3 separate regions of the Homo sapiens genome follow, and regions 2 and 3 are each linked to region 1. The links are chromatin contacts, found by Hi-C or POLR2A ChIA-PET in ENCODE. All regions are on one chromosome and are shown on one strand. The core of a region is the stretch at or near the end of the contact, and the rest is flanking DNA. Distances in the headings are between cores, read along the strand shown. Region 1 holds the start of LINC-PINT (long intergenic non-protein coding RNA, p53 induced transcript). Region 2 holds the start of TNPO3 (transportin 3). Region 3 holds the start of ATP6V1F (ATPase H+ transporting V1 subunit F).

Evidence for each region. Hi-C counts contacts between places; a loop is a spot of excess contacts on that map. ChIA-PET counts read pairs that join two places held with the same protein, here RNA polymerase II (POLR2A). Pooled maps may share reads with other maps.
Region 2: a loop to region 1 is called in a pooled map, with 6 times the contacts of the local background. The contact joins the promoter of TNPO3 here to the promoter of LINC-PINT in region 1. A Hi-C loop is called at or near these places in 1 of 37 single-sample maps with no recorded cell type and 6 of 50 pooled maps. POLR2A ChIA-PET finds 5 or more read pairs at or near these places in 1 of 52 experiments (activated B cell).
Region 3: a map of ascending aorta shows a loop between it and region 1 (5-fold over the local background). The contact joins the promoter of ATP6V1F here to the promoter of LINC-PINT in region 1. A Hi-C loop is called at or near these places in 1 of 168 maps with a recorded cell type or tissue (ascending aorta) and 4 of 50 pooled maps. POLR2A ChIA-PET finds 5 or more read pairs at or near these places in 1 of 52 experiments (activated naive CD4-positive, alpha-beta T cell).

Annotation. Positions count from the first base shown.
Region 1 is chr7:131,108,248-131,111,433 of GRCh38, forward strand. LINC-PINT (long intergenic non-protein coding RNA, p53 induced transcript) reads right to left here and starts at 1,678. Exons shown (of 8, transcript NR_170176.1): 1 at 1,490-1,678; 2 at 1-556. It also overlaps a transcript of MKLN1 not described here. RefSeq lists enhancers at 1-530, 2,925-3,186 and silencers at 1,754-1,803, 1,884-2,033, 3,184-3,186.
Region 2 is chr7:129,053,481-129,056,712 of GRCh38, forward strand. It overlaps TNPO3 (transportin 3), which reads right to left and starts at 1,631. Exons shown (of 23, transcript NM_012470.4): 1 at 1,171-1,631. The coding sequence starts at 1,290. It also overlaps the pseudogene TPI1P2. RefSeq lists enhancers at 1,164-1,663, 2,475-2,769 and a silencer at 2,475-2,769.
Region 3 is chr7:128,861,246-128,864,407 of GRCh38, forward strand. ATP6V1F (ATPase H+ transporting V1 subunit F) reads left to right here and starts at 1,611. Exons shown (of 2, transcript NM_004231.4): 1 at 1,611-1,817. The coding sequence starts at 1,660. It overlaps FLNC-AS1 (FLNC antisense RNA 1), which reads right to left and starts at 1,381. Exons shown (of 4, transcript NR_149055.1): 1 at 1,280-1,381. RefSeq lists enhancers at 1,225-1,334, 1,415-1,904.

The DNA of each region.
Region 1 (3,186 bases), core at 428-2,927:
CCACCCACCGGGAGCCCCTCGAAGCATCCCGGAGGGGCTTCTGGCGCTGCAGGAGCCCCGATCGGGGAGCCACAGCATCCGGGAGCCGTGGTGTCTGTGCGTGCGTGGAGCCTGTGCTCATGACATAGGAAGCCGAACAGAAGGAGCGTCCTCAAATCCTTTCCTACAGTCACCAAACCCACGCTCTGTTAAAATGACATTTCGTGGCTCCTACTTTGTTTCCCCGGAGAGCAATGAGTTTTCTATCAGGCCTGATTTAGTTTGACAAAAGTCAAAAAGAAAAACTGGATTTGTCCCTCTGCGAGTTCAGTCAGATCGCTGGGAAAACAGAAATGACAAAACAATAATAACAGAAATAGAACCAGGCATTTGATACATAATTACCATCACCACGGCTTTCAAGCTTTCTGGAATTACGTTCCTCCAGTAACTGTTGATGATGCTTGCAGGAGGCAAAATGCAATGCAGTTTTTCTCTTCCGCAGCTATATTAGGGCTTTGTTGCTGACAACAGTGAAAACTTGTTTGTGTCAGGAAGTGAGGTACGGAGATATGACCTGGAAGGTACAGACAAAACCAAAGTGGCAGTTTTTGCATTACTTTTCTGACCACATTCTTTCAAATGGTGACAAGAAGGCGGTCTGCTGTAAAATTCGTGGGGTGTTTGATGGGAAACAAAATAATCAGAAAAACATAATTATCCCTAGCCATACCATACTTGCTAGACGCTAGAAAGTATACATATATGTAATCTCTGTATACATAGAGAAAGCAAAAAGCATGTGCACTTTAATATTTTTGAACCACTAATTTTGTCATCATTTGTACCATTAACAAACACTTGGAAAGACTCACTCAAGTCCAGGGATGTGTGGAAACTCACAATGTTGAGTGCTGTGGGTATTACTGACTCACAGTCCCTTAAAGGGTTTGTACCATAAATCCCAAATTTCTGCCTTAAAGTTTTTACAGACATGGAGATTTTATCCTGTAAATCTAAGCCAGATAGCTATTTCTGGGTTTTTTAGTTCATGCTTTTCCATTTTATAAAGGAAACTGTGTGGATTGGCGGAATCAAGAAAAACTTCGCAAGAAACTGAAGAGTGGGATGGAAGATCTTTTCGTTTGGCCTTGCCTTGACTCTGTCTCTCTCCACCTCATCAGTTTACTTCATCAGCCATGATGAATGAGCTCCATTCCAACCCTTCTAATTCTATAATATCTCTCCCAAGTTTTACCTTCCTATCTCATGCCTAATTCTTTTCATCCCTTTCCTCCTACCTCCCTTGCCTCCCAACTCAGCCCCTTTTCTGCCTGGGGGCTCAGCTCGGGCCTCCCCAAAGACTGTACCCCCCACCCTCCCCTGCAGCTACCCCCACCCCCACGCCCTTCCCAGCTCGGCCTCTCTTCTTTGCAACTCTACCTCCTTACCTCTTTTGACCTCTAATCACCTTCACAGTCTGGCCCTTGACTTCTGGGCCTCTTCTTACCTCTCTTTACCTGAAATGTCCTGGCCCTCACTGGGGTCTCCTCCACACCCTTCTCTCTGGTCCCATCCCTTCTGCTGCCAAGCCCCAGCGTTCCTCCGGCTCGGCCTGGTCAGCTTGAGCCTCATTTTGTTCGCGTGCCCCTGGGCTGGGAAAGGAGTGTGTGGTGCACAGTGGGGCCAAGGATCCCCTGGGGCCGCGGCCTCTGCCTCGCCCCCTCCACCCCTCCCGAGTCCCGGTTGCGGCGCTTCCTGGGCGGATGGCTTGAAATTGCTGCAGCAGCTGCGGTTCTGCTGTGTCATGCAAGAAGGAGGCGGCGGCGGCGGCGGCGGCGGCCGGAGCTGGAGGGGGAGGAGGGGAGGAACCTGATCCTCCGGTAGCGAAGGGCTAGAGGCAAACACCGAGCTCCTCCAGAGCCGCCCGGGAGCAGGGAGGGCTCCGCTAGCCCGGGGGGCCCTCCCCGCGGGGCAGATGGTAAGTGGGGCGGTGCAGGTGGTCGCCTTGGGAAGGGAGCGCGCAGGGGGGTAAGGTGGGGCGGCGGGAAGTGCTAGAAGTCACCCCAGCCAAACTGAAGGAGCCCAGTTTCCAGCTGAGAGGGACCCAGGCCGTAATAAGGATGTCCAGCCAAACGCAGCAATAATTACTATTGGAGTGACGCCCCGAAGTTGACCCCAAGCTACACAGAGGGTGGAGTGGTGCATCCTGAACCCAGGACAGAGCTGGAGGCAATGATTCAGGGTTTGAGAAGTATCAGCCCATCGGCCTGGCGCTTTAAGGTGCAGCTGAGTAGGAAAAGCCAACCCACATCATATTCCCAGAGCCTTGCTGCGCTTTCTGGGTTGTCTTGTTCAAAACTAGTGAAAGGGATGGGAAACCTGCCCAACCTCACTTTAGCCACGAAAATAATGCTCTTGGCCAGTGGCCTTGGACAAACAGCCTCTGGTGCAACAAAACAATCAATAGGAAGAAGAACTTCATTCCCCTCACCATCCTCCTTCCCCAAGTTCCTTTGACCAGCATACCTCATTCGGCTTAAAGGAGAAAGAAAACTATGTGTGACATTCCCTCCCAGCCTACCTGCAGCCAGCCTCCTCACCACACAAACTGCCCATCCCGCTTCTCTCCTCATCTTCAGAGCCATGATTCCAAGAGACATTGCAATACTACTCACTTTAGGTGAGAAGACTGCCTGAAACTCTGAACAATTTCACCTCCCTTGCCCTTTGCCACAGGGGATTCAGAAACCTACAACTGAGAGCAGGGAAATATACGGACAGGCTTGGCACGTAGGAACATTACTTCCTTCACTGGAGTGTAGTTCTCCAGACAACTTTTTAATTATGATTATTCCCTTCCATTGCACTCCTGGAAATTTCAAAGCACTTTCTAAAACATCATTTTTTTTATGTCAGTCATACATTTAGAGGTAAGGGGTTGATGGGATTAACTGAAAGGCTAATGACTGTCTCAAAAGCACATGCTGTTGCTAGGGAACCCAAGCTCCTGCTGCTCTCTAATCACCAGCGTGTTCCGTGGAAATCAAACTGCTCAGGGTGTTATTAAAATGAATGGCATCGGGTTAAAGGCATTCTTGCTTATGTTGTAGCATCCTGGATTATTATCGATTGCCTCACACCCACATATCTTGTTTTCCTAATTTGATTTCTGTATTTGCGTCACTGCCAGGGACACTCAGACTA
Region 2 (3,232 bases), core at 381-2,880, 2.1 Mb before region 1:
CGAGACTCTGTCTCAAAAAAAAAAAAAAAAAAAAGGCAAAGTTGCTCCATACCAAGACCAGATTTTTAAAAAGTCAAAGTTGCAAATTTTTAAATATTATGCACTTGCAGCCTAGGAGCTGATTTAATAAGGCAGAGCACCTTTAAGTATCAGTTATGAGTTAAAATAAAGGGAAGGGGGCCAAAAAAAATATGGTTGTGAGTATAAAATGCAAAAATAAAGGTAAAGGTGAGTATTTTGTCAGCCTGTAAAAAAAGCCTCTTTAGTTTTCAAAGTACTTAATTTTTAAAGTACATCCTACATTAGAACCTAAGTCAGCCAGATAACCAAGAATACACATTTACACAGAAATGAAGCACAGCAAAGGTGTGAAAATTAGGGCAGGAAGCATAAAACATGAATCAAAGAATGCAGAAATACAACAGATATAAGCTACAATTAAATATCTCACCGGATGCACACACAGTTTTATATGGAATAATCAAAGCAGCAGTGATACCCATCTTATAAATAAAAATCTAAAAGCCAGAGAAATAACAAGGTTAGAGGATTAATATGAAACAAAATGAGAACTCCAAAGATTTTCTGAAAGCAGAATTACTGTTTTTTCTTCATATTATGTTGCCACTCCAAAGCAAGGGGAAAACTCGCATGAGTAAGAATCTAGAAACCTGAGAAGTTTCGAGAAGAACAGACTCAAACTGGAGTGAAAATAGGCAAAAAGAGTGAGGCATAAGGCTACGACTGGGAGCAAAATGCCAGATGCAAGTCTTGGACACGGAGGGGAGACGAATAAAGCCTTCTTAAGCGGAAGGTGGAGAAACACTGGGGTTGGATTTGGTGGGAGGAAGACAAAACGGAAAAGCACGGCCCAAGAAGCAACGGCAAAGGGAGAACTTAAACAAGATTAGATTGATGCCACAATCGAAGAGTATAAGACCTACAAATCAGATTCTGCCGGGTGGGGAAAGGGCCAGTTCGCGACCGATCAGGTGCGACTAGTTTCCCAAAAGCGGCAAAGATGTAGCTTCGCAGCCCCACCCCACGACAGCAGCTCCTCCCCAAGGAGGACCTCACGAGGTCAACTGCCGGGCTCAGGTTCTCCCCCGGAGCCTAGGTTCCACCCCGCCCCGGCCGTGCGGCACAGAACTGCCTCTCTGGGCCCCTCACCGAACGCTGCAGCTCCCCAAGCCAAAAAGAGGCGCGCTCCTTTCCGCTGGGATCTGGGTCGTGGTAAAGCGCCTGCACTGCCTGGTACACGAGCTGCAATGTCGGCTTTGCTCCTTCCATGGTGGTGGCGGTAGTGGCGGTAGCGACGGCTCTGATTCTTCTCCGGAGGATTCCTCGGTTGCTCCGCCTTCGCGCTTCCTCACTGTCTGGGCCACGGCCGCTCCCTGACTGGCGCCATCTCCTCCTCTTTGGCCGTTACCAGGGCAGAAGGCTCTCCGTGGAAGTTGCCCCCTCGGAAACAGCTATTAGGTCGTATTCAGGTTCCTGGCCTTTTTTCCGGTTTTTCCACTTGATTCTAGACTCTTGAGTCCACAGATTCTGGCGCTCCCGTCTTCAGTCGCTGACTTGCCCTCAGAAGCCTATCTTGGGAGGCCACACACCAGTGTACCTAAGGTTCGTTTACCCGGACCGGAAGCGACAGCACCGATACCTTTGGCACACTTCCGCCTGGTACACTACAAACGGCCTCCTTCCCGGCACGCCTCCTCTTGTCTCCCCGCCCCCTCCCGGAAGTAACCCTGCCGGGCCAGGAGCCGGGAAGAAGAGCCGGTGTTCTCTCTGTTCCTCGCTAGCAGCTTGGGACATTAGCGCCGAGATGTGCCCCATATCTGAGCTGCCTTCAGCTCCTTGGAAACGGATCCAGGTTTTTCCTACCCCTTCCGACTGCCCCATCCCTCTCCAGAGAATCCTTTTCTGCCCTGGTGATCAAGGCGCGTCAATTCAACTCTCCCTAGAGTGGCCACAGTACTGGAGATCCAAAGATGACTTAAGACATGGTACCTACGCTGGCTCTAGTGGAGGAGACAGACACGTAGTCAACTGAACTATTTTACAAACCTGAAATATGTGCCACATTGAGATAAATCCAAAATGCCTAGAATCTTTGTTCAGCTCCCCTTTACTTAGTTCTTAAGCCCAAAAGAGGTCTTCATTCTGCTTACAGCTCCTGGTGCTCTAACTCCAGAGCATTTTGCATACATCTTTAGGGTTATTCTCACATTGAACTGTATTTTTGTGAATGCCTTTCTGTCCGAATCCAATACCAGTGGTCTAACAATTCACAAAAGAAAACAGAAATATTGGAAACTGTACTATGGAGAAATTAGGGACAAAAGGTAACAGTATATTGATATTAACATTGCTGCTAGTCCTTTGCACTAGTAAATAACTGCTATTTGATAAATGATCACAATGTGTAAAACACTGTAGTTACAAGATCTCATTTAATCCGCCTAACAACCTTGCCAAGTATTAATAAAACCCGTTTTAGGCGCTGACACTGACCTACAGCGCCTCAGCTCCAGCGCCATGGCGCCCTCCAGGAAGTTCTTCGTGGGGAGGAACTGGAAGATGAACGGGCGGAAGAAATGTCTGGGGGAGCTCATCGGCACTCAGAACGCGGCCACTGTGCCTGCCGACACCAAGGTGATTTGTGCTCTCGCCACTGCGTATAACGAGTTGGCCCGGCAGAAGCTAGCTCCCAAGATTGCTGTGGCTCCGCAGAACTGCTACAAAGTGACTAATGGGGCCTTTACTGGGGAGATCAGCCCTGGCATGGTCAAAGACTTAGGAGTCACGTGGGTGGTGTGGTCCTGGGGCACTCAGAAGGCGTGTCTTTGGGGAGTCAGATGAGCTGATTGGGCAGAAAAGTGGCCCATGCTCTGGCAGAGAGACTCGGAGTAATCGCCTGCATTGGGGAGAAGCTAGATGAAAGGGAAGCTGGCATCACTGAGAAGGTTGTTTTTGAGCAGACAAAGGTCATCGCAGATAATGTGAAGGACTGGAGCAAGGTCATCTTGGCCTATGATCCCGTGTGGGCCACTGGTACTGGCAAGACTGCAACACCCCAACAGGCCCAGGAGGTACACAAGAAGCTCCGAGGATGGCTTAAGTCCAACATCTCTGATGCAGTGGCTCAGAGCACTGGTATCATTTATGGAGGCTCTGTGACCAAGGCAACCTGCAAGGAGCTGGCCAGCCAGCCTGACGTGGCTGCCTTCCT
Region 3 (3,162 bases), core at 361-2,860, 2.2 Mb before region 1:
CAGTGAGTGACAGCTCTAAAACGTAAGTTTGGCGATAGCACTCTCTTACTTGAAATCCCTCAGCAGCTTCAGGATAACTGTCCTCAGGATAACTTCCAGATCTTTTTTTTTTTTTTTTTTTTTTTTTAGACAGAGTCTCACTCTGTCACCTAGGCTGGAGTGCAGTGGCGCCATCTCAGCTCACTGCAACCTCCCTTGCCCGGGTTCAAGCAATTGTCCTGCCTCAGCCTCCCGAGTAGCTGGGACTACAGGCACACACCACCTCACTGGGCTAATTTTTTTTGTATTTTTAGTGGAGATGGGATTTCACCATGTTGGCCAGACTGGTCTCAAACTCCTGACTTCAGGTGATCTACCCGCCTCAGCCTCCCAAAGTGCTGGGATTACAGGCGTGAGCCACCGCGCCCAGCCTGCAGATCCTTTTTTTTTTTTTTTAGACAGGGTCTCGCTCTGCTGCTCAGGTTTAAGTGCAGTGCCGTGATCATAGCTCACTGTAACCTTGAACTCCTGAGTAAGCCCTGCTGCCTCAGCTTCTCGAGTACCTGGAACTATAAGTGTGCACCACCACGCCTGGCTAATTTTTTTTTTTTTTTTTTTTTTTTTTTTTTGAGACAGAGTCTCGCTCTGTCACCCAGGCTGGAGTGCAATGGCACAATCTCGGCTCACTGCAACCTCCGCTTCCCGGGTTGAAGCAATTCTCCTGCCTCAGCCTCTCGAGTAGCTGGGACTACAGGCGCCCACAACCACGCCCGGCTAATTTTTTGTGTTTTTAGTAGAGACGGGTTTTCGCCATGTTGGCCAGGCTGGTCTCAAACTCCTGACCTCAGGTGATCCACCTGCCTCAGCCTCCCAAAGTGCTGGGATTACAGGTGTGGCGTGAGCCACCATGCCTGGCCTTACCAATTATTTAACTTTCCTTGAAGGCCCTACGCTCTCTAGTCAGTACGCCTTTGCACATGCTGTTCCTCTGCCTAGAACACCGTCTTGTCCTCACTTCTATCCCCTTCATCCTGCAGGTCCTTCAGGTCTCAGCTTAGATCTGAAGCAAGCTTCTTGGGGAAGGGTTCTTTGGACGCCCCCTCTCTCCATGGGTTAGTTACCATGGATGTGTGCTTCCATATACTTTTCACATTCTAACCATTAACACACAGCTTTGTAGTCGCCTGTTCCCTTGACTTTCCACCTCACTAGGCAGTATCATCATTAACTTTTGCATTCCTTTAACTGAACAAACGTGTGTTACTTGTTAACTATGTGTCATAGTTACACACATACATACACGATAAAGACCCAGACCCTGCCCTTGAGATGAGTAACTGCGTCTCTTCTCTGGGGTCTCGGCGTCTAACAGCGTCAGGTCCAAAGCGCTTGTTGAACGAATGAACCAAGGAACGAGTGAATGAACGAATGAATGCCCGCGAAGGACGTGGTGCCGCGCGGTCTTCTGGGAATCGTAGTCCCCTGGTTCGGGCCTGTCTTTACGGCGCAGGCGTATTCACATGGAGGCCGTGTTGCTGTTAATGCGCATGTCCCGGAATGCGGCTGGGAGGACTGCGCATGCTCGAAGGGTGGGGGTTGAGGCCGACGGGGCGCCGTACGGCGGAGGCGGGGTTTCAGTGGCTTCTGGTGCTCTAGGGTGAGCTCTGCCCGGCTGCAGGGATGGCGGGGAGGGGTAAGCTCATCGCAGTGATCGGAGACGAGGACACGGTGACTGGTTTCCTGCTGGGCGGCATAGGGGAGCTTAACAAGAACCGCCATCCCAATTTCCTGGTGGTGGAGAAGGATACAACCATCAATGAGATCGAAGACACTTTCCGGTACGGTACCGCGCGAGGCCTGAACGGGCCCTTCTGCTGCTCGGTGGAGTGCGGGGCGAGGCTGGAGGCTGCCCGGACGGGGGTGAGGGGACGATCCTGAAAGTCCTTCCGCCCTTCCGGAGCGGAGGCCTCCGCGCCCCAAGTCCCCGTTTGGGGCTCGGTGGGACAGAAGCTGTATCAGGTCCACGAGCCCCCCCACCTCACATGATCGTGTGTCATGAAAGAAGGGGAACAGAGCTCGTGACAGCCTAGACAGTGGGCTTGGACTTTGTTCTGCTTTCTCCTCCTTTAGAGGCTCACCATCGTCCCGTAAGGCAGGGATGATTTTTGTCCTACTCACAGGTGAGAAAACTAAAGCTCGGAGAGGGTAAGGCACACACTAAAGTTACGAGTCGGCAGAGGCAGAGCTAGAATTTGAACCCAATCTCAACCCTTTCTGCCTCCGGTAAGCCAGGTACACACTCTTGGCAGGTCTCCTCAGGCGGCCTCGGAATTTCCTTGTAGTCTTGAGCACAGTAGGCAGAAATGTCGGGACTGTGAGAGCCTTCTGCTAAGACCTTGCACTCAAGCCCTCACTGCCTGCCTTAGGTCAGAGTGTGGGTGCAGGCATGCTTTTAATCCACCAGGGGTCCTGGTGACTGGAATTAAGGATACCAGCCTCCTATTTTATTCCTCACCCCTTCTCCAGGGCCCCTGTACCAAGTCTCAGGAATAAACCACTCACCTGTTTCCCCCAAACAGTCCAGCCCAGGGCTGCTGGCTGAGACTGGTTCCTGCTGCCTGGTGTATTAGGTAGTCCCTGACCTGGGAGGCTGTTATCTGCCATTCTCTAAGCTGTCTGGTAAAGTGACCCAAGTTATCATGGGAGAAGGACAAATTTTACTTCAAGAATTTTTTATGTTTCCAACCAAAAGGGACCTCAGAGATCAAATCTAACCCAGTGACTGGCAGGGGGTGGGTGCTCAGTAAGTAATTTTTAATCAGTAAATAAACGAATGAGTCTGGGTGCAGTGGCTCACGCCTGTAATCCCAACAGTTTTGGAGGCCGAGGCGGGTGGATCACCTGAGCTCGGGAGTTTGAGACTAGCCTGACCAATATGGTGAAACCCCATTTCTACTAAAAATACAAAAATTAGCCAGGCGTGGTGGCGGGTGCCTGTAATCCCAAGAAATCAGGAGGCTGAGGAAGGAGAATTGTTTGAACCTGGGAGGTGGAGACTGCAGTGAGCCGAGATCCACCACTGCACTCCAGCCTGGGTGACAGAGGGAGACCCTGTCTCAAAAAAATAAAAATAAAATAAACAAATGAATGGGTGGGTGACCACAGGAGAGAAGGAGCACAAGG